3 separate regions of the Mus musculus genome follow, and regions 2 and 3 are each linked to region 1. A link is a loop called in an ENCODE intact Hi-C map of the cell type or tissue named here. Cell type or tissue: heart. All regions are shown on one strand.

Region 1 (8,000 bases):
CAATGGGTCTCAGGCCGATTCCCCCTGCTTTAGTCCTAGTGGAATTTCTCATGTGTGCAAGCCTGCCATCTTCACAGACATGCAGGTCTGGCAAGAATGAAGGATGCCCAGAAGGAAGGAGGAGAGGTTGTATCATTCCTAACTGCTGCTGGGCATACAAAAGGTGGCAGAGGAGCCCTAGTCCATTGGAGGAGTGATCATCCAGGGCAGCTAGCAAATGGGACTGCAAGAACCATCTCCCTTCCTCCTTCCCATGGGACACTTTGTATTAGCAGGTCAAGATGGCAATGGAGTACCATGGTTTGACCTTGAGCCTCTCCTTGAAATGTTTTATAAGGGAATTACACATTTAATGTGAAAGCCAGTGTAGACCTACTAGTTTGTACTTCATTACCATGTATAACTTGATTTTATCAGCATCGTTTATTTAAGCTTCATTACCCTTAGGAGTAGGGCAAGTTGTCATCTCAGCTGCCATTGTTTATCATTATCTTAAAACTAAATGTGACAGTTAACTTGAAATCACAATCTTCCTTTTCTGTGATCCAGAAAAATGGCTTGGTTTTTCCGTGCACCACAATCATCAGTAATATTTTATACAACATTATCTCAAAATCCCATTCTTCATGCAATGCCCAGCTCAAACCCATAGTCTTCCCAGAGTCCCCTCTGCCACCCACTGAGCGTGTGCGCGTGCGCACACACACACACACACACACACACACACACGCACACACACACACACATTTTTGTGCCCTGTGGCTATAGTTTACAATATTATTTAGACCATACTTTACTCTCTTGCTATTAGTTAAATGTTTACTTGACACTCCCATTATTAAATGATGTCACCTTGAGAGTTGGAGCTAAATCCTAATCTTTCCTTCCCCAGTACTTATACTAAATCTAGCTCTTGTAGATCATCCCACACCTGCTATCTTGTGTCTTCAGAGATATCTGGGTCTCGCAAGTCGTCCCACGTCTTCTATCTTGTCTCTTCAGTGACTACGTCTCAACTTCTGTCCTTGCAGAGCCATGACCAGGCGCAGACAGTATGGAGAAGTTGCTAATCTCCTTCAGGGTGTAATGAATGTTCTGGAGCACTTTCACAAATACATGGGAATCCCACAGATCCGACAGCTTTCTGAAAGGTAAGATATCCTCACAGACAATGGTCTTTCCATAAGAAAAGATGGTGCTGCATGCTTTCTCCACCTTATTCTAGGAAGCAGCTGCAGATGCTATGTGACCTCACCCTACAGTGCCCTTTATACCTTGTCTTTGCAGCCTACCCAAGTCAACTAGTACACTCATGTGTATGTATGTGTGTGCACAACTCTCCATTGTCTGCAGAACTGTTGGTTTAAAATAGTTATTTTGATCATAAGACTTGGCCAGGCTTGGGTAATATTTCTTCTCTGCTCCAGACACCATCAGTTAAGGCAGCTGAAGATGGAACCAGAGGAGCTGGCTACCATGGCTAGTAAATGATGTTCACTGTCAGCTGAGAACTCAGCTAGCCTATGGACTGAGATCTGTGTTGTCCTCATGGGTGTCTCAGGCTTTCTCATAGTAGGACGGTTGAGCTCTAAGGATGATAGCACCAAAAGAACTGAACCTTTGAAGCCTTGTGACATCACAAAGCCACTGAGAGTCAAGAGGAAAAAAACATGTCTTTCCTTTTCCTCTGATGAATGTCAGTGGCACACTGGTGAAGGCAGCATGTGGGGTGGATGGATGCTGTGGCAGGCTTTAGACACACTGGTGTCAAACATTACAGGGAGGAGTTTCTCTTTGATCTTGTGCTTTCTTTCTACCATCCTTGAGGTTTCCCTGTATAAGTACACTATAGCTGTCTCAGACACATGAGAAAAGGGCTTCAGACCCATTACAGATGGCTGTGAGCCACCATGTGGTTGCTGGGAATTGAACTCAGAACCCCTGGAAGAGCAGTCAGTGCTCTTAACTGCTGAGCCATCTCTCCAGCCCCACCCTTAAGCTTTGGTCCTAGGTTCAGATCCAGTGAGAAGGTTCTTAGGAGGAAAAAGAGGATTCTGAAGAAGGGAGGGGAGAGTGAGTTCAGTGCCTTTCGCCTTTTCTATTAGAGATAACCACAGAAAGAAAATCTAAGAATCCTTAACCTTTCTCCAAGCAAAGGCAGCGTGGCCCCCAGCTGCACTTTTTCATTCTGCCTCATAGGAAGACCTGCCTGCCACACATGTCCATTCTTTGTTTTCTTTATGTAATTATACAAGTAGCATAAATACACAATTGCTTTTATTTAAAAAGTCTAAACTGGATGTGAATGGCTTACATCTGTAGTCCCAGCACTCAGGAAGTTGAGCTAGAGAACTGCTTTGAATTTGAGTCTAGCCAAGGATTTATAATGAGACCTCCTTTCAAAATACTAACAAAGAAAAAGACAAAAAATAAATAAACAAGTATATCTCAGTTCTCTTAGCTACATTTCCAATCCTATTGCACCTCCTAGAAGGAGTAACTGCTATTAGCTTGTTCTCCCTCTAGACTGTCTCCTCTGCACTTATGGTGAGCTATAGAACTGCCTCATTCTGTGTGTGGACTACCATAGGATAGCATGTCCCAGGCTAGTTTGCTGTCTTCATGTCCCTAGAGCCTTATTCTGATTCTTAAGACATACCTCTTCTCACATGTGTGCAAGTAGATCTAAAGCCTTTAAATTTAAAAATGCATTTAAAATTGTAATAGCCACCACTCATTTACTCCCCCACAAGCTTTGTAGATTCACAATACCATCTTGAAGTGCTGAGTACCCATTCCTCCATGCCTTGAACAAATGTGGTATTGCTGATTTTTATTTTAGTCAGTCTGGGAGATGGAAGTCTCTATCTACTTCCTTTAATTTTAATTTCCTTAGTAACTGATGATTGACCATTTACATTTCCTCTGTACAGTATTTTGTTTGTTTGGTGTTCATTTGGTTGGTTTGGTTTTGAGACTTGGTCTCACTGTACAGTCCTGGCTTTCTGGAACTTGCGCAGAGATCTGCCTGCCTCTGCTTCCTGAGTGCTGGGATGAAAAGTGTGTGCCACCATACCTGACTCAGATTTCTTAAGTTCTAATAAACTATTTTCTTTTATTTCTTTCTTAGAGTGGTATTTGGGGTTTGTTTCCTTTGGTCTCTTGTTTTGGAACTCCTATACACGAACATTGTAACTTGTAACCTGCTGCCTCATCTTTTGGGGTTGCTTTCTGAGTTGTGGGCTCAGTCTTCCAGTTCTACCTTGTTCTTCACTGATGCCCACTCTGTTCTTTGGCCCAGCTATTAAGAATTTTTACTGAAACAGCAGGTTTTAATTTCTAAAATATCTAGATGATTTTTTCCTCAGGGGCATAATATCCTCTGAAATCTCTCAGAGATTCAAAACTGTTAGTATCTCTGAAGGCTCTGGGTTGCCTGTGTGTTTGTCTGTCCTGTGGTGTAAGGTCTTCAGCTTGTTGACTCTTGGTAGTAGCACTCAGATGTTTGGTGAGTCTCAGCTGAAAGTTCATATTTTTTGGTGGGATTTTAAAATTGTTTATTATTATTATTATTATTATTATTATTATATGTTCTCTATTACTCTGATCAGAAATCATTACCACCTGCTATTGAGGAGTGGAAGGATATTGTGTTTAGGGTACCACATAGCTTTTCTAAGGTTCCTGGGGCCAGACCTGCAGGAGCTGGCAGATGACTTGCCAGGCACCTGATCTTCTTAAATGCTGATAACTCTCAGACCTCTGCTGAGACTCACAGACCCAAGGGGCCAAATCAGTGTAAGGCTGAGCATTTAGGGTAAGAAAGCAGCACAGCTTCTGGCATCCACATTACTGTGACTGGAGCCAGACACATCTAGAGGTTCCCTTTAGAACTCCCCCGCTCCTGGTGTCTATCATTTCCTGTCTTTCCTTATATTTTATCTGGCTTTTAGATTGTGTGCACCATGTGTGACCTGCATCTGTAGGTATGCCCGTGTGTGCGTTTAGTGCCTATGTTTGTCAGAAGTGGGCTTTGAATCCCCTAGAGCTACTGAGAGGAAGTTGTTAGCCACCATGTGGGTTCTGGGAACTGAACCCAGATCTTCTGCAAGAGCAAAAGTTGCTCTTAACATGGAAGCGTTTCTCCAGCTTCCATGTCTTCTCATTTGTGAGAAACACTCTTAAGCTATGATTTTGTTCTACCAGGAAACCCACAGACAGTCTAATCTACCAGTTCCCCTTTTGCCTGGTTTTTGGTTCTTATTTAAGTCTTTTCATCATTTCTAAGAATCTGAGACAGGAAGGGAGGTTTCTGTATGTGCTAGGTGTACCGTCTTACAGTGGAGATGTTCAGGGACTCTTAAGGAATGTCGGAATAGGCTTGGCAAAGTGTTAGGGAAGTCGCCACCCTTCCCCTCGTCCTTCCTAACCTTTTTACACTTAGAGGTGGCTGGTTGCCATATCAGACTGGGAATCTGAAACAGCCAAGAATGTCCATGAGCAGGATGTCATGAGTTTAGGAGAGTAGGACCCATGGGTGGAGGAAGCTGTGCTCTCAGTGGTTAGGGAGGAGCAGGAAGGTGGCACAGCCTGCCCTAGTCTCGGTGACTCAGTGATCTGGTGTTCCCATTCTTTTATCCTTTCTGTCATCTGCCTGCATTAATGTGCTGTGTGGCCCCTGTTTCCTGGGCCCTATGAATTCTAAGCACATGCTCTTCCACAACCCCAGCCCTACCTGACACCCCACACCCAGCTTTCTGATTCATAGTTTAATCTGTCAGTGTAGGCCCACAGATAACTAGAACAGCTGTATTTGACTTTAGTTTTTAAAGAGTCTACACCTAAGAGAGATCACGCCATATTTATCTTTCTGTGTCTGGCTTATTTACTCTAAGTCCTCTGAGTTTATCCATATTGTTTCAGTTGTCAGCATCTTCTTTTTAAAAGCTAAATAAAATCTCACTGGATATATGCACCTTGGATCTTTAAACCATATCTGTCCATCAAAAACAATGTTTGTTTCCATATCTTGGCTGTTGTAAACTTCTGTGAGCAGGGCAGGGCAGCTATCTGTATAGAGTGGATATCATTTCCTTTGGGTATATACCCTATGTAGATTCATTTTGGGGTTTCCGAGAGCCTTCATGCTATTTTCCATAATAGCTGCATCACTCATCACCTCTGCCCTGGTGTCCAAGTGTTCTCATCTTTACATCCTCAGCAGAGCTTACCTTTCTCCTTACTTTTGATATTAGTCATCCTGATGACCTGTTATCTCAGGGTTGGAGGCAGAGATGGGAGGATCAGGAATTTGCCATGTGAGACTGTCTCAAAAAGAAGTGAAGTAATATCTCATTGAAGGTTGTTTTTTTTTGTTTTTTGTTTTTTGTTTTATTTCTGATTTTTTTTTTGTTTGTATAGAATAGAGTTTATTTAGGGCATGAGGAGGGAAGTTAAGAGGGTAGTAGAGGCAGAGAAAGGCGGAGAGAAGTAGAGGCTGACCATGGCCATAAGCACATGAAAAGAGGGGTGGGGGAAGGGGATGGGAAGGAGAGAGGAAGAGCAAGAGAGCAAGAGAGAGCAAGAGAACAAGAGTTATTTCTGAATTTTTAAAAATTATTTTACTTATTTACATTCCAGTTGTTGCCCCCTTTCATTTCCCCCTCCCACAGTTCCTCATCCCATTCCTCCTCCCACCTACCTCCGAGAGGCTGCTTCCCCCACCCAATTGACCCCCCTTCCCTGGAGCCTCAAGTCTCTCTAGGATTAAGCACAACTTCTCCGACTGAGGCCAGACCAGGCAGACCTCTGCTATTTATGTGCCAGTGGCCTCCGACTAGCCCGTGTGTGCTCCTGGTTGATGGCTCCGTCTCTGAGAGCTCCCTGGGGTCTGGGTTAGTTGAGACTGCTGGTCTTCCTCTGGGGTAGGTCTCCCTTCCAGCTTCTTCAATCCTTTCTCTAATTCGACCATAGGGGTCTCCAACTTCAGTCCAATGGTTGGGTGTAAGTATGTGCTTCTGTCTCAGTCAGCTGCAGGTAGGGCCTCTCTGAGGACAGCCACGCCAGGATCCCGTCTATAAGTACATCATAGCATTGTTAGTATCAGCCTTGGTCCCCCACCCGACCCCCTATGAGATGAATCCCAAGTTGGGCTAGTCATTGGACCTCCTTTCCTTCAGTCTCTTCTCCATTTTTGTCCTCGCAGTTCTTTTAAACAGAAACAGTTCTGGGTCAGGAATTTTGACTGTGGATTAGTAACCCTGTCCCTCTACTTGAGGCCCTGCCTATCTACTGGAGGTGACTCTTAGAGTTCCCTTTCCCCAGTGTTGGGCATTTTGGCTACTGTCACCCCCAATGAGTCCTGAGAGTGTCTCACTTCACCTCCTGTGTCTCTGGTACTTTTTACAGGGTCCTCCCACCTCCTGCTTCCTGAAGCTGCTTATTTCCATTCATATTCTTGGCCCTCTGGGCTTCTCTCCTGTCTCCTCCCCCCATATCTGATCCTGTTTCCCCTTTCTCCCCCCCCCCCCACTCTGCCCTCTCCCACCTAGATCCCCCCTTCCCTCTGCCTCCCGTGATTATTTCCTTCCCTATTCTAAGTGGGATTGAAGCCTCCTCACTTGGTCCTTTCTGCTTGTTACGCTTCTTACTGTCTGTAGGTTGTGTCCTAGGTACTCTGTACTTTTGGCTAATATCCACTTATCAGTGAGTACATTCTACGCATGTCCTTTTCAGTCTGGGTAATCTCACTCAGGATATTAGCTAGTTCCATCCATTTGCCTGCAAAATTCATAATGTCCTTGTTTTTAATAGCTGAATAGTAGTATTCCATTGTATAAATGAACCACATTTTCTGTATTCATTCTTCAGTTTTTAGGATATCTGGGTTATTTCCAGCTTTTGGTATTACAAATAAGGCTGCTATGAGCATGGTGGAGCACGTGTCTTTGTGGTATGGTAGGGTGTTTTTTGGGTGTATTGCCAAGAGTGATATAGTTGGGTCAGATTTGTTTTATTTTTATTTATGCATGTGTGTGTCCAGGTGACTGTATATACATGTGTATGTATATGTTGGATTCCTTGGAGCTGGAATTAAAGGTGTTTGTGAACACCTGGCATGGGTGCTGGGATATGAACTCAGTCCTCATGACTCCTACCACTGAGCTCTCTAGCCAGCTCCTGTTGGTTTCTAAATTTCTTTTTTTTTTTTAAAGATTTATTTATTCATTATATGTAAGTACACTGTAGCTGTCTTCAGACACTCCAGAAGAGGGCGTCAGATCTTGTTACGGATGGTTGTGAGCCACCATGTGGTTGCTGGGATTTGAACTCCGGACCTTCGGAAGAGCAGTCGGGTACTCTTACCCACTGAGCCATCTCACCAGCCCCGGTTTCTAAATTTCTATTTGGTTGGTTGGTTGGTTTGGCTTTCTGAGACAGTATCTAAGTAGCCCTGACTGTCCTTGAACTTGCTATGTAGACCAGGCTAGCCTCAAAGTCTCAGAAATCCACCTGCCTCTGCTTCCTGAGTGCTGGGATTAAAGGTGTTTACTACCAAATCTGGCCTCCTTTTGGAGGTTTTGATTTGAGTATACATCTCTGGAGATAAAGTAATATTGAACATTTTTTTCATATACCCTGTTGATTTTATGCCTGCCTTGAAAAAACACATATTTAGATCCTTTACCTAGTTTTTTTTTTCTTTTCCATTTTTTATTAGGTATTTAGCTCATTTACATTTCCAATGCTATATCAGTAGTCCCCCATAGCCACCCACCCCCACTCCCCTATCCACCCACTCCCCCTTTTTGGCCCTGGCATTCCCCTGTACTGGGGCATATAAAGTTTGCATGTCCAATGGGCCTCTCTTTCCAGTGATGGCCGACTAGGCCATCTTTTGATACATATGTAGCTAGAGTCAAGAGCTCCGGGGTACTGGTTAGTTCATATTGTTGTTCCACCTATAGGGTTGCAGATCCCTTTAGCTCCTTGGGTACTTT
Region 2 (8,000 bases), 89 kb after region 1:
ACATGTCTTATTTTCTATCTCAGTCATGGAAGCTCAGTGAAATCTGTGTTATTAAAAGGCATTTTTAGATTATCTCCATCCCTGAAGCTGGGGCAGCAGTGGTTGAAAGGTCCCTGTGGTTTACCTGCTGTCCCCAGGCTGCCTGTGATGGTTGAGTTGTCACTGACCCATGTCATCTCCCCACTCAGCCCTCGACACCAGCCAGGGCCTGCAGCTTGGCTGAGGAAGCCTGGATCTTACCTCTTTCTCCATCTGTGTTGTGAGGTCCTTTTCCCTCTCTGTCTCTGGAATTGGCCTGGGGGCCTGAGTGAGCCAAGTGGCTGGTGGCAGAGTGGGATATTGGCCTCTTTACCAATTCCCTGCAGTATTAGCACTTTTCCATGTAAATAACTGTTTCTGGGACTCAATCTGCTGTCTTCCATAACATGGCCAAGCTACCCCTGTTTTCTCCCATGTCTCTGTACTCTCCAGAAGAGAGATGCCCACTGAGTCTCTTGCCCATGGAGGAGACAGACTGTGTGAGTGCTGGTGTGCCCAGCCTGAGCAGCAGGGGTCTTGCCTGTGGTGGGCTCCTGAGCTGGTGTGGAGGCAGACCTAGAGCTGACTTAGAGGCGGGGTCTTTGTGGCACTCTCCCTGTTCACATGAACACATTGTCTAGCCCTGGATCCTGGGAAGGAGACTGTCTGCTGAGAGATACCGGGAATTTCCCTTGAAAGGGCTTTCTTGGCAGAAGCTGTGGGAAGGAAAAGAGTAAGTCTGACCGTCTGACTTCCCACTCGCTCAGATGCTTCAAGTCCAGAGTACTTTCCAGAGCCCTGAGACCTGGTGGCTGATGTAGTACCACAGCAGCACATCATGACTACTGCTGAGAAAAACCACCATGATACTGACCGTGCACACCAGGCTCAGAACCGGAAACAGCCCAGAGCACAGCCCAGCTCTTCTGCCTGTGCTGCCCACCACCAGCTCTTGAAATCCAGTTCTGCAGGGGAGTCACCCCACTTCCGGGAAACAGGCACCTTACCAGTGCAGACGTCACCCTGCTCTCGCTGCTCTTGAAACCAAGGCTCTGTTATGTGACCACAACTTCAGTGTGACCACCTTTATTGACAGCTTTCGTCCTGGTACTAAACGTGTTAGCTGTTAGAACAGAAAGATCTGGGCCCTAGACTTGATCCCAGATCCCAGACCCACTTCTTGAGCATGATCGCCACAGCAGGAAGGCTCGCCTGGTTATCTCCGGCTATCAGAGTGCTCAGCTCTGATCTGGGCCTCCTTCCTTTTCTCTCCTTTGTTCTCTTAACCCCTGGGCTACACACCAGCCCTAGAGCCTCATTTCTTCATCAGCACCTAGCCTGTTCTTGCTAGGAGGAATCACTCTCGTGTGTTAAGCATGTTTAAATTCTAATCAGAAAGAAAACAAGTAGCAAGGAAAAGATGTGTGGCCCTTGGTCAGGATGTATCACAACCCAGACAAGTGCAGAAGCTCACTGGGCCTTAGCTGGGGGCTGGGGGTCCCCTCTGTGCTGCCCTATTGGAAAGCAGGCATGTGGCTATCCCCAGACAGCACAGCCAAGTCAGCCACCTGCCACCCACCCTGGGGAGCTGAAGCCAGTGGGCTCCTCCCACCCCTGGCTACTGTGTACTGTGTGCTGTGCGCACACAGCTTATTAAACTTGTCTTTTTGGCTCATTCATGAGAGGCTGGTTTTCCAGCCAATCTCTATGGTGGTACTGAGCGGTCAAGCGGCTGTTTCTCCCAGTCAGTGGTCACAGCAGCGAAGTGACTGACTTGATGTATCACGCTGTCAGAAACCACGTAGGAGCCAGCAGATAGGTGTCAGTAGGAGTTATGTTAAATGTCTTCTTGATGAAGACTGAATCCAGCATGTTCTGTACAGCCTCTTCCTCACCTGGGGAATGCATTAGACTCCCTCGGGGCCCTCTGAGAAATGCAGATGTCTAGAGACTGAACTGTGAGTCTGCAGAGGAGCCTGCTGGGTCTATGCTTAGGAGCCACACAGGTGATTACAGTTGTCTGTCAGTATCCACAGGAGACTGCTTCCAGGACCACACACACCCCATGCAGATACTCTGTCTCTTCTATAAAATAGCACCGTGTGTGTAAACAATCCCAGCACATCCTTTAGTTGAATCTGAGTACCTCTGGACTATGTATAGTGCCTCATATAATGTAAATACTACATAAATAGTTGGGTTGCTGGGGTTGTTTTTGGTTTTTGATAGTGGTTTTGTTTTGTTTTAATACAGTCTCACAATGTGGTCCAGGCTGACCTTGAATTCATAACCCAAGCTGGATTCTCAGCTACAGGTGTGCACTTCCATACCTGGAAATAAATAGTTGTTAACACTGAGTGGCTTAGGGACTAGTCACAATTTAAAAACTAGTTTGTAGGCTCAGACAGGCCCAGTCCTCCCCACCTCCCAGACACTATTACTGCCTTTGGTTGAAACCACACTTGTGTGACCCACAGGTATAGAGGACCAACTGTAGAATGCTATCACCCCTTGCAGTGAAAAGAAAAGGACTTTATTGAAAGAGTCCTGTAGCCCATTTTCTCTGGCTATCTAACTTGAGGCTTCAGCCAGAAGCTTTGTCTATTATTGTTACTTCTACTTCAAAACATACATAGCTAGGCATATGGTACGTACCTTTAATTCTAATACTAAGGAGGCAGTGGAAGGCAGACCTCAGGAGTTAGAGGCCAGGCTGTGTAGTGGCTTCCAGACTAACCAGGGCTACATAGTAAGACCCTATAGCAGAAAAACAGAATGAACAACAGCAACAAAATTTAAGAGTTCTTTGCATATCTTCTGTTAGAGCAGATAGCTGGCTTAGAGATGTCAGGCTAGAGAAAGTTTCATTTAGACTATGCCTACAAAACAGGAGCCACAAAGAACCACTGGCCTCTCACAGAGCCTTGCAGGTTCAAAGCCTTGGGTTCATGTCTGTCACTGAAAAGAAAATTCTTTTCTGGCAGAACAAAGACTCAGCACCCAAGACTCTGCCCAGCACCCAGAAAGGTGCCCATTGTGCATACATCTCAAGTGGCTCTTAGAACAGAGAGCGCAGGTCCTGCCTGCTGCCTGCTGTGGGGGTGTTACTCAGGCCCATCCCCTTTGAGTTGCTATTGGAAGAGGAAGCCTGGCTCCCTGTTTACAGAAGGCTCAGGGAAGTGCCAGAAACACGCAGCTGGAAATGTCATTCCTCTCCCTAGGAAGCGAGGTCTCAAAATAACCAGTTTGCTTGAGGGGGAAGGCAAGTTCCACACTTCTTGTCTACTCCAAGTTGGATTCCCAAAAATAAAATAGTTCGGGCTGACTGCATCGGGCCATTTAAGTAGCCTTGGAAACAGGCTTGTGAAAAGCCAGCAGACATGAAGAGAACCATTACGTTTTACAAATGAAATAAAAATTTCCAGTCCCATCCTAACTGTCCGTCAAAAAAGCATGTTGAACCTGCAGAATTTTGCACCTTTGGGAGATGTAAATTTCTCTCAAAAAAAAGATCATTCTTTTGTGTAAGTGTCTTTCCTTTTGCCCATCTGGAATTAATTTCTTGGTGCATCTTGAAATACAAAAATACTTCAGTTAATTAAAGCATTACTGAATGTCATTTGCTAGAATGTCTTCTCTACTGCTGACAGAAAACAGAAGGGACCCTAGGAAGAGCCTCGAGCTTCCCTTCCAGCAGTGAGGCAGGTGGAGGGAACAGTCTAAAGAGAACGTGGCAGTCCTGAGCCATCGCTGGCCGTCCAACTGCAGTGGCACCCAGCGTCTGAATGTGTGTCAAGTGTTCTGCTTCTGGTTTGGATTCCACTTTGCACCGAGTTTCCATCCCTTGGCTTTCCCTCCCCTTCCTGTCCCAGTCTCAGCCCAGTTTCCCATGTGGCTGCCCAGAGATCCCTTGCCTATGCAGAGCAACTTAGTCCTGTCTCCTCCACAGCTGGGTGGGCATTCTGCAATGAGATCTTTTAGGGAATTCTGATGTTTCTTTCAACAGTGGAAAATCTGCTGCAGCACTTCCATTAGTCTGGCCTGAGATCTTTACTTACTTTCCATCCATCGTCACCAGCTCCTGCTTCCACAGGCCAGCCAGGGATGACTCTCTTGAGAAAAGAAGCACTTCCGATTACCCACCCTGGAGGGCTTCGTGTAGGATGATTTTCCTACCAGTCCTCCGCCTTCTCACCTACAAAGCCAGGCAAAGGGAGCACTGGTGAGCAGTGGCCTATGAAGAATGTGTCCACTGGAAACAAAAGCAGACCGGGATGGAAACTTCCACAGAATCCCTGCTCTGCAGGTCTGGTCCTAGCACTCTGACATTGGGCCAGACATTGATCCTCTGTGCCTTAGCTTGTAACATCTGTGAAAAAGGATTATAAATCTTTTCAGTAATCTTTGGAGGTTTTTGTTTTGTTTTGTTTTGTTTTAATGAGACAGATAGATCCAGGCTGGCCTTGATTTCGCTAATTAGCAAGGCTGGCCTTGAAGTCCTGTTCTTCCTGCTTCTGCCTCCCAAGTGCTAATATTGAAGGAGTATGTGCCACTAACCCCAGCTCTTCCCAGTGACCTGAGGCAGGAGGATTTCTGTGAGTTTGAAGCCAGCCTGGGCTACATAGTTCTAGACCAACTGGGTTGCAGAATGAGACCGTGCCTCTGAGACACAGAGTCAACGGGGCTGTACAGGTCGCACTGGACCAGGTGTGAGTCTGTCTCTCTGGGCCGAGGTAAATGAAAGCTTGTTATCATTCGCCACGGCTGAGTCTGTGGCTGGAAGGACTGACAGTAGGTGTGTAGCCTCAAGTGGCCAGTCTGCCTTCCCTGGGCTGACTTTAATCAGACAGCCAAGTAGAAATGTATCCTGCTTTCCTGACCCAGCTGCATTCACAGCCAACAGCACAAGGTCAGCTTTTACCTTTTTAGGTTATGATGGTGATACCCACCTGACTCAAGAGGTCTTGAAGCCTCCCATTCTGCACTCCTCTTGCCCTGGCAGCATCTACTTCCTCTAGCCATTAGTAATAAACCTACAGACATGGAAGAGAGCTTCCTCTCCTGGCGGTGTTGGCCAGGGTACCCACTTCAGAAAGCGGGACACATTTCCTTTGAATGCACTGCCAAAGGCCATCTTCCAAAACAGTGCTTTGTGTACAGTGTCTAGTCCGTGGCTCCTCTCTCCAGTTATTTTTACCTGAAAGCCTGTTGTTGTCTCCTGGGGTTTTGTGAGGTTTGGTTTTTGACCTATAGTAACCCCCAAATTATGGAGAGACAGGCAGTCCTAATTGGAAAAGCTGCAGTTGGCTCACAGAATGGAATCCATTAAATGCTTGACAAAGAATCTTAGTTGTTTTCCACCCCCACCCCCCAAGGCTGCCTAATTACCTGCGTTCAGGGGCAAAGTTCCTACCTAGCCTTGTGGGATGGTGACTCAGAGAATGTGGAGTGAAGAGAGTGATTATAAATTAAAATTTATGGGGGCAGGGTTTGGTAATGGACTCCTATAATCCTGGTACCGGGGAGGCTGAGGCAGGATGCTCAGGAGCCAGAAGCCGCTCTGTAGGGTTGGGGATATAGCTCCAGTAGAGTGCTTGCTGAGCACCTGCAGCGTCTGTGCCACTCACAACCATCTTACAGCACTACCAACCACAATGCCAAAGGCTCTTTACCAAAACAAACTGGGACAAACCCCAGTGTGAAATGCTCGGTCAGCTAAGACTGTTTCCCACTTAATCTGAGACCTCTTTCAACTTCTGCTTCATAATCAAATGGAATTTGCACAATTTCCACGCCTCCTTCTGTTTGGGACAATTTTTCAACAAGTCAGAAATTAAGACCAGCTTCTCAACAAACTCCCCCCCCCCCCCACCACCACCACCATTTCCAAGGCCAAGAAAAGTCTTTACAAAGGCGCCACGGCTTTCTAGAAGGAAGTGGTGGCAAGCAACTAGCTGCTCCTGCCTGCTTGGTTTGTGTTACGGTGCAAGGAAGCTGCACTCCGTGATGGCCATCAAAGGCAGCCACTGAGTAGCAAACAGGAGTGCAGCTCATACGTGGTGGTGCACGCCTTTAATCCCAGCACTCGGGAGGCAGAGGCAGGCAGATTTCTGAGTTCAAGGCCAGCCTGGTCTACAGAGTGAGTTCCAGGACAGCCAGGGCCACACAGAGAAACCCTGTCTCGAAAAAAAACAAAAACAAAAACAAAACAAAAAAAAAAACCCAAAACCAAAAAAACAAAGGGGAACAACCATTCACTGACATCTCTCCGCACAGACCCAGCCTCAGGGGAGTCTTAACTCTGTGTGTGTGTGTGTGTGTGTGTGTGTGTGTGTGTGTGTGTGTGATCCCCGGGAACTGGAGTTATTACTGATGGTTATGAGCCACACTGTGAGTGCTGGGAATCCATCCCCAGTTCTCTGGGAGAACAGCCAATGCTTGTTAACAGCTGAGCCATCTCTCCAGTCCTCTCTCCTCTTTTTGAAGTGAGTTTTTTACTCTACAGTCCAAGCTGATCTCAAACTGTGTCAATCCTCCTGTCTTGGCCTCCTAAGTGCTAGAATTGCAAACATTAGTCATACCTATTGTATGCTCTTTTAACTTTGAATTATATATTTTTCAAATTTATTTTAGTGTTTACACACACATGAGTAGAGCATTATGGAGGTCATAGGACAATTTTCAGGAGTTAATTTACTTCTAGTATGTGGGTCCTACTGATTAACTTGGGTTGTCAGGCTTGGCAGTTAGCACCAACTCTGAGTCATCTTGCCAGCTCTTGACCCAGGTATTGGCTCTGAGACTGGCACTCTTCACTGTCAAATAGGAATATAAGAGGGTGGCTTGGTCCTGGGCCCTAGCTGTCAGGGCCATCTGTGTCTTCCACTGTGAGAGAGGAAAGGTGGCAAATTCCAGATCAGACAGACGCATAACAAGACCTTCTCTTAAGCCTATTTATTAAGTAGGGTTAGATCCATTTTGTGTGTGGGACCAGGAAACCCAGAGAGAGTGTGACATGTCCAGGAAGAGGCAGAGCCAGGATCTCAACAAAGCCACCTTCTATCTTTCTAGATTTCATGCACTCCTCCATAGTTTTAAGTTTTATAAGCTATGAGGTCCTTGCTGTACAAAATAGCTGTGGAAATACTATTATTATTAATAGCATGTCTTGAGTTTAAATCTTTTCAAAGGAAATCAGAGAAGATGTTGAAACTCATATTTTAGGGTATGTGATACCCTGAGGCAGAAGGATGAAGGGATGCCCTCCACTGCCTAGAAAGATGGATAGCTCGGTGGTCCAGAGAAGTTGTTGCTCTTGCAGAGGACGACGGGGATTTGGTTCCCAGCACCCACTAATTCTAGTTCCAGAGGATCTGATGCCTTCTCTGGCCTCCTTGGGCTCCAGGCATGTTAGGCCACCCTGGACTACAGAGTGAGTTACTGACACTGTTACTGTTCTTTACAAAGGCCAGATGTGGTGGCACATACCTTTAACTAGCACTTGGGAGGCAAAGGTAAGCAGATCTTTGTACATTCATGGCCAGCCAGGTCTATAGAGAGAATTCCAGGACAACCAGGGCTACATAACGAGTCTCAAAACAAGAATAAAAGAAAGGAAAACATACTTTGCACCTGAGGTCTTGAATGACCTCATAATTTACGTTTCAACCCAGCATCTAATTTACTGCTGCTTGCTTTGTTTTTGCAGACTTGAGAAATCTTGATTTGAAAAATTGAAAACAAGCTGAGTGTGGTGACACACCCTTTAAACAGCACTTGGGAGGCAGAGGCAAGCGGATCTCAGAATCTGGGCTACAGCCTGGGCTACAGAGTGAGTTCCAGGACAGCCAGGACTACACAGAGGAAAGGAAAGGAAAGGAAAGGAAAGGAAAGGAAAGGAAAGGAAAGGAAAGGAAAGGAAAGGAAAGGAAAGGAAAGGAAAGGAAAGGAAAGGAAAGGAAAGGAAAGGAAAGGAAAGGGAA
Region 3 (8,000 bases), 51 kb after region 1:
CCTCTTCTTCCTCTTCCTCTTCTTCCTTCTCTTCTTCCTCTTCCTCCTCCTCATTCTTCACTGTGCCGGCCCCTATCCCCCTCTACTTCTGCACTTTATTCCCATCCTTAGGAACAAAATGTGGAAGATGGTCATCTAAACATACTTTGGGTACTAACGTAAAGGATAGCCTGACACACTAGCCAGGGCAGTGGGCTGAGGGAGCATGAACAAATACCGCCACCCCAGGGGAGACCCACTAGTGCACACAGAGACCTTAACACTGTAAATCAGCTGTGTCTATGGCAGATACTTGCTGGAGTGCTGTTCCCAGTACTGTGGAATTACAGCATAAATCAGGGAATGGGCCCTGTTGATTCACATCACCCACTGTGCACCAGGATAGGGAAAGCTTGACCTGTTACACAGTACAGAAAAATATTTACTCAAGTGCTAAAACCAGGTGCTGTGGTACATGCATGTAATTCCAGCAGTGGAGAAACTGAGGCAGGATATCACAAGTTTCAGGCCAGTTTGGGCAACATAGTAAAACCCTGCCTGGAAAAAAAAAATAGTAAGAACCAGGTGTATAGCACATACTATACCCCAGCACTCAGGAGGCTAATACAAGAGGAGAGTCATAAGTTCAAAGCCAGTCTCAAAACAGATGAACAAACCAAAACCAAATCATGTGGTAGTGAGTGGCAGGTGATGGCAGTTCCAGCTGAGGGAGCAGGTGTTGGTTTGAGTGTGCAATGGGGTCATGGCCTAGAGAGCTAGATGGAAGGTGCTTTGGCCAGGAGGTGACAAGTGAAGGCCCAGCAGTGGGGCCACAGAGGTGACTGGCCTGGGTGCCTTCTCCGCATAAGAGCTGTGAGGATCCATGGGAAAGTAGGGCAAGAAGAGTTTGTGCAGAGTGGGGGTGGTGGCCAAGGCACTTGCAAAGGTCATCCAAAGAGGCCTGTCTCCACAGGCAGAGACCTAGCTCTGTTAAGCAGCCACATCTGGATGTCATAAACCGAGTAACAAAAGCACTGGAGTAAAATGTCAATTGTTTCCTATTCCTGCTAATCGATGCTGTGTGTGGTTCTTGCCTTTTTCTCCTTATTGTATAAATATATTTTTAAAACACAGCTGGATTCTTATAGCCTTAGCCAGCAAGCTAAAAAGATACCACATGTCAAGAGGGGCCTCCCATTGTCCTCACAACACAGCTGTACAGAGGACAGTAGTTAAAGCCCTGCTAGATTCCAGCTCCTGATGACTTGGAGTGACTAGGGCAACTTGAGAGATGTTTGATTGGGAAAGTGGAGACAGATCCCAGCCACCCTCCTCATCATGACCAGGCAAGCCACTTTTCCCAGGCACCACTTATATCCCAAGATTTTTTTTTTTTTTTACATCTTTAATTCTGAAAGTTCTACAGAAAAACTATTCATCTTAAAGAAGGAAAGCATTCTTTCTTTAAAGCCATCCATCCTCTGACACATTTAGGTTCATGATGTCTACATCTTTGTTGCCATCAGAGCCTTTTTGTAGGCTGGTGAAAAGCATGAGGCTGGGGTCCAGGCTGTGGGGGTTTGCACCCTGCTTGTCTTGGACAAGGTGTTTTTCTGTGCCTGGCTTTTGGAGACGGGGCATAGTAAAGTAGGTACCTCCGAGGGTTATTGCTAAGAGTTAGCATTCTGTGACATGATTATAAAGTACAGCTGTGACTCCTGGGCCATCATAAGTGTCTAGGAAATGGTCACCACCTTTAGAATTTGGGACTTTGGTTTGTGGAAAGGGGAGCTGGTGCTTGGCATTCCGGGGTGCATGCTTCTGTGGCAGGTTCTCCAGCCAGTTCTGCCACCCAGTTTTATGACAGAGTTTTAGGTGTCAGTTTTCTCACCTTCTGAAGGAGCAGCAGTGCTCTGTCTCCCTCACCGGGGTCTGGGGTCAGACATAGTGATGAGATGCCTGGAGCAAAGCAATCTACAAATGCCAGACTTCATTACTGCCATCTTTTTTTTTTTTTTTTTTTTTTTTTTTTTTTTTTTGGTTTTTCAAGACAGGGTTTCTCTGTGTAGCTCTGGCTGTCCAGGAACTCACTTTGTAGACCCAGCTGGCCTCGAACTCAGAAATCTGCCTGCCTCTGCCTCCCAAGTGCTGGGATTAAAGGCGTGCGCCACTACCGCCTGGCTACTGCCATTTTTTTAAGCAGGGAGATGAGTGCCACATGGATAAAATGGGCCCACTTGTAAATTTGGGTCGCACCAGGGAAGAGCACTCATGGGAACAGCTTCGGTCCTTGCAGACAGCACTCCTGCCTGATCTCTCCAAGTGAAACAATATTTCTGCTTTTCCAGAAACCTCAGCGAGCTGATAGACCGGTTTGTGGCAGATTTCAAAGCCCAGGGCCCACCCAAGCCCAACACTGACGAAGGGGGTGCTGTGCTCCCCAGCTGCGCTGACCTCTTTGTCTACTACAAGAAGTGCATGGTGCAGTGCTCACAGCTCAGCACAGGCGAGCCCATGATCGCCCTGACTACCATCTTCCAGAAGTACCTCCGAGAATACGCCTGGAAAATCCTCTCTGGCAACCTGCCTAAGTGAGTCCTGTTCTCCTCACACTCAGCGGGGAATTGAGGCTCCTGATATCCCTAAATATGGGAGTCTCAAAGGAAAGCCACTCAGGTTGTTTACTGAACTGCTAAGAATGTCGAAGAAGAAAACACTCCTCCCAGGCTCTCAAGGACCTGACCCACTGTTGGTGATGTCTTCTATAATGGCATCCACAGCTGACCACGACTGTCAGCAGGCATGTTCCCCCAGACACCAGTGTAGGTCACAGTACATCACTAAGCTGGGCCTTTATGTATATGTATACCGTACACATGGTGTCAGCACAGAAAAAAAGAAGTTAGTTACTCAGTAGCAGAGGCAATGTGGCTCCAGCCTGTTGATGCCCGATAGACAAGCTTTCTTCCTCTGACTGTCTTCCAGCCTCTGATGCTGTGACCACAGCCCTAAGTGTAGATGTGGGTGAATTGGGGCAGGGGAGAACGCTGAGTGGGTACAGTGTCTCCTGCACAAGCGTGAGGAGCCAAGTTCAGATCCCCAGCACCACACAAAAGGCTGGGCTCGACAACATTCGCCTGTAACAGCAGCAGCAGGAGGGCAGAGGCAAGAAGACCCCAGGGCCTCAATGGAGCTAGTCAGGCCAACTCTAGCAAGCTCTGGGCTTAGTGAGAGACTTATCTCCAAAACCAGATGGAGAAAGACAGAGGAGGACGCCATCATCAACTCTGCTCTCTACTTGTGTGTTCATGGGCGCATGTGTGCACTGTTAGGCCGTCTTACTCCATGTGTGCACTTATGAGCTCCACATGTATGCACCTTAACTAAGAAAGATTAAGGAGAAGCAGATTCTGTGCCACAGATGGCCCAAGTGGGATCTTCACCTCGGGGAATCCCAAGCCAAGGCACTAGGTCAGCTGGTCTCCTTGGTGAGCATGGGGTCACCCCAGGTGAGGACTGCTCCCCGCTCTCTAGGCGTTGTGTCTTCCTGTTCCTGTGGGTGAGATGGCCTGAACAGATGACAGTCAAGGTAAGGTCAGGAGCAAAGGCCCCCATTGTGTGTTGATTTATTTGTACTGTAGCCAGCCTTTCCTCTGCTTTCTTCCCTGTCATAAAATATGCAGCTTCAGGAAGCAAGTTAGCAGCTGCAGCCTGACTAGTTCCTGTCCTTTTTTTCAGAACCAGCAGCAGCAGTGGGGGGCTGACCATCAGCAGCCTCCTCAAAGAGAAGGAGGGCTCAGAAGTGGCCAGGTTCACTCTGGAGGAGCTGTGTCTCATCTGCAGCATCCTGAGCACAGCCGAGTATTGTCTGGCTACCACCCAGCAGGTGAGCACCCATCCAAGCTCGCCTCTCTCCCAGAGCTCTCTCCCACGCCTGGAGTGGGACCTGTGAGCTCCACTAAGGTCTCCTGCCACCTTGGGCAGGCCGCTTAGCCTCTCAGGAGCAAACTCACCTTATAGTCAGAGACTGCCCAGGCAGCCATCTTACAGGGGAGAAACGGCCAGCTTTCACCCACATGTAAGCTACAAAACAGGCATGACCTCTTAAAAGTAGGTCAGTAGCACAGTGTCCTTCATGGGAAAAGCATCAATAAACTGACTTCTGGGTACCAAGCAGCCTTTCCTGCCATTTTGTAGCATCCTCTGTCCACCATAACAAACAACCATTGTTTGAAGTGTTAACTGTGAAGCAGAAAGGGTGAGGCCTCTGATGGAGCCAATGGAAGGCAATTCAACAAACTAGCTTTGCAGAAGGTGAGCCAGAGGAACTTGCCACTCAGCCCTCCACGGGGTTATAGACTTCTTTTCCCCATTTGGCCTGGGATCCCCCTGAAGCAACCTGAGAGAATCCTGCTCTCCCTGATGTTAATGTGTATTTCCTAAGCATCTAAGAAGTCAGCTACAAGGGGCAGTTCAGACGTGACAGCTTGGCATTCCTATGTGCCAGAACATGAACACAGGAAGTGTCCAGCATACTCCTTGAGGGTCAGCCAGCTGGGCCCAGAGGCCAAGGCCAAGGCAGTAGCATACTCTACTTGGGGGTGTGGTCACATATACAAGGAATGACTCACAGACCACTTTGGCCTAGGAGACAGAGACAGAGAGAGACAGAGATGTTCAAACCCCTCATGAGGAAAATAGATGTTTAGAGTATATGAATGAATAAGACACATAAAATAATGTCACTAATTCAGAGATTTAGACAGGGTCTCAGGGTATAGATAGGCTGGCCTCAAAAACTCAGAGATTGCCCTCTGCCTCCAAGTGCTGGGATTAAAGGTGTGCTCCAACCCCCACCCTACCCCCACCACTATTCCTCCACCACCACCACCCAGCTCTTAACACAGAATCTTAGACATCAAGTGAGGAAAGTGACACACCGCACCTCTGCATTTAGAGGAAACTCAGAAGTTCAGGGTCTTCTTCAGCTACATAGAGCGCTTAAGGCCAGCCTGGACTAGAGACCCTGTCTTAAAACATAATAGGGGCTGGAGACATGCTCAGCAGTTAAGAGCACTAGTTGCTCTTCCAGAGGACCCAGGTTGGATTCTCAGCATCTACATTGCAGCTTACAACTGTCTGTAACTCCATTTCTAAGAGATTGGTTGCCTTTTCTGGTCCACAGGCACCAGGCACTCTTGTGGCACACATAGATACATGCAAGCAAAATAGTCATATACATAAAATAATAAAATAGTTTTTAAAAAGTGAACTTGAGATGCTACATCATGTAACAAGTGATCAATTCAAGACAGAGTCGCCACAGACTCAGGAATTGCAGTGGATTCAACTGTGCCCTCAAAGCTAAGTCCTGCTCAGCCGTGGGTATTGGAGTATTTGGGAATTAGGCCTTTTAGGCAAGAAAAAAACTTTTTAAAGATTTATTTATTTATTTTATATTTATGAGTACACTATAGCTGTCTTCAGACACACCAGAAGAGGGCATTGGATGCCATGACAGATCGTTATGAACCACCATGAGGATACTGGGAATTGAACTCAGGACCTCTGGAAGAGCAGTTAGTGTTCTTAACTGCTGAGCCATCTCTCCAGCCCCTAGGCAAGAAAATTTTACAATGAATCCAAACACCATTGACAAATAAGAGTAAAAGTTGGGTGGTATATATCTTGATTTTCAGACTTACTATAGGGCTAGGGCATTCAGTGGTAGAATACTCACCTAGCGTGTGTGCCGCCCTGGCTTCAGACCACCCAAGACCTCTCACAGGGCTAGAGTAAGGAAGACGGTGCTGCTGTTGGCAAGAGCACCTCCTCTTTCCAAGCAGTTGCTGCTCTCCATCTTGCTAACATGTCCTCCCAAACACTTTGCATTTTTCTTTTTAAGAAAAATAGTCTCAAATTCTACATGTTATTCTACAACAAAGTGGCCTTATTTTGTTCATAATTAGATCATAGACATCTTCCTTTTTTCTTTCTCATTCTATCTATCTATCTATCTATCTATCTATCTATCTATCTATCTGTCTATCTGTCTGTCTGTTTCTATCTATCTCTGTCTCTCTAAGACAAATTCTCCTTTTGGGGGTGAGGTGTCGAGACAGAGTTTCTCTGTATAGCAGAACCACAGATGTCCTGGATGTCCTGGACTTGGTTTGTAAACCAGGCTGGCCTCAAACTCACAGATACCCACCTGCCTCTGCCTCCCCAGTGCTGGGATTAAAAGCTTGTGTCACCATATCCAGCTGACAAATTCTTGTTGGCCCAGGCTAGATTACAGCAGTTTTCACTGTCTCTGCCTCTAGATAGCTGGGATTCCAATTCCAGGCCAGCACACTTGGCTGTCTCAGACATCTTTTGATACCAGTGCTACCTCAGCTTTCTCAACCCGTTTTGAGTCTCTCGTTAATTCTGTCATCCCTTCAAGGGAGCTTTACTATACACTTCTATGTGCTGCTTCAGCTGGTGTTGTGCAGAGGAGACAGGCATCTTCCTGTCAGGAGACTTAGAGCAGATGGAAAACAAATAGCAAGCAAGCAGGCGAGGGTTTCCCTGCCACTCTGTAGTAAGGGTGGGAGAAGAAACAAACACCAAGAGAGGAGTTGGGAGGGCTAGGAAATGGAGTCAGGAGGGGGAGCAGGGACATTGTAGAGGGAGGAAATATGGAGACCAAGACCCTGCAATTGTAAATGCCAGAGGCAAGGCAAAGATAGCAAGATGGGACCAGAGAGATAGATGACAAGAGCCATGCCATGCTTAAAGTTAGGATGTATCTTCAGCAAAGTAGCAGAGGCCCCTGGAGCATGTGAACACAGGTCTGTGGAACACTGTGCCACCCTCCCGCATAGGTGTCCAGGTTTTCAGTAATATGAACCCTTCTGGGAAGAACTTTACAAATGCGGAGTCTGACCTATTGAGTTCTCTAAACAGCCCCTCACCCCTTAGTAGTGGCAGAATTAAATCTTCCAAAAGTCCTTGCATGGCTCCATCCCTCTAAGAGCACTTTAAATCTTAATGCAAAGCACTCACCTTCTTAGAGTGAGAGTGACTCTCTTAAGAGTGCTAGATTTATCCATCCCCAGGGCATTTTTAGGTACGCACAGATCCCGACCATCCTATATCTCTCCATCGTATATCACTCCGGAGGATGTGAATGCTCCTGCCCTAAGCTGACCAAAGTAAAGATGTATTTCTGATTCATCACTGAGACATCTGGTACCTTGGCAAACATCTTGGCTGATTTTACTGTCACTCTCATTAAAAGTTCCCAACACTGGTTGGGGAGGCTACATATCACAGGGTAAGCAGGGAAACTATACGTAGATACAGCTTAAGAGAAGGAGGGATCAGAAGTGTCCCTCCTTCATAGATACGGCTTAAGGGAGGAGAGGTTTTTGCAGTCCACCCACGCTGGGAAAGAGCAATGGTGCTCCTGGCTGTGCAGACATGAGAAGAGACTCCTCTGGCTATTGGCCAGGAGGCAGGGTTCTCCTGTAACCTTCAAATGCTCTCACCCACTTTTGATATGCAGTCTCTAACTCATAAAGGCTCTACGGCCTTCAAAATAGCGCCACCACTAGGGACCAAATACTCAAATCATGAGCCTGTAGAGAACAAACCATGCGAGCTATTGGTGTGTTCTCAGAAGTGAGCCCAGAGTGGTGCCAAAGGAGCTGGGCTCTAGGGAGCTTATTTGACCCTATCACCTGCTGTGGCTACTGTAGTCCTCACCTATGAAGTCAGGGTAACAGGACTTCCCTCACATCCTGTGGGAATTAAGTGTCCCATGTCATGCCTAGAACTGTCTGGGTCGTCACTTTGTGAGCCTCAGTAGTATGGAACACCTTTGGGTAATCATTAAACACCCTTCTGCTTCTGCCCTTTTCTAACAGCTAGAAGAAAAACTCAAAGAAAAAGTTGATGTGAGCCTGACTGAACGAATTAATCTCACAGGAGAAATGGACACATTCAGCACGTACGTACCTTCCAGGCACTTGCTGCAG

Evidence for each region. A loop is a pair of places that touch in the nucleus more often than their neighbours do. Peaks named below come from ENCODE experiments on the same cell type or tissue, not always from the same donor. Only the 100,000 strongest peaks of a DNase experiment are listed, where the experiment ranks them.
Region 2: it touches region 1 in a loop (1.8-fold over the local background); 2 of 42 quality-filtered maps call a loop at or near these places.
Region 3: it touches region 1 in a loop (2.1-fold over the local background); 5 of 42 quality-filtered maps call a loop at or near these places.

Annotation. Positions count from the first base shown.
Region 1 is chr11:76,127,560-76,135,559 of GRCm38, reverse strand. Vps53 (VPS53 GARP complex subunit) reads left to right here. Exons shown (of 22, transcript NM_026664.4): 7 at 1,032-1,151. Among named protein-coding and RNA genes, the nearest start is that of Gm46252, 19 kb to the left of the region's middle. In heart, no CTCF peak of the experiment used is centred here; a DNase peak (open chromatin) is centred at 4,469.
Region 2 is chr11:76,038,297-76,046,296 of GRCm38, reverse strand. It overlaps Vps53 (VPS53 GARP complex subunit), which reads left to right. Exons shown (of 22, transcript NM_026664.4): 22 at 1-71. Among named protein-coding and RNA genes, the nearest start is that of Rflnb, 15 kb to the right of the region's middle. In heart, no CTCF peak of the experiment used is centred here; DNase peaks (open chromatin) are centred at 736, 3,196, 3,896, 4,056 and 1 weaker place.
Region 3 is chr11:76,077,012-76,085,011 of GRCm38, reverse strand. It overlaps Vps53 (VPS53 GARP complex subunit), which reads left to right. Exons shown (of 22, transcript NM_026664.4): 14 at 2,328-2,570; 15 at 3,718-3,865; 16 at 7,890-7,972. Among named protein-coding and RNA genes, the nearest start is that of Rflnb, 53 kb to the right of the region's middle. In heart, no CTCF peak of the experiment used is centred here; DNase peaks (open chromatin) are centred at 3,531 and 4,481.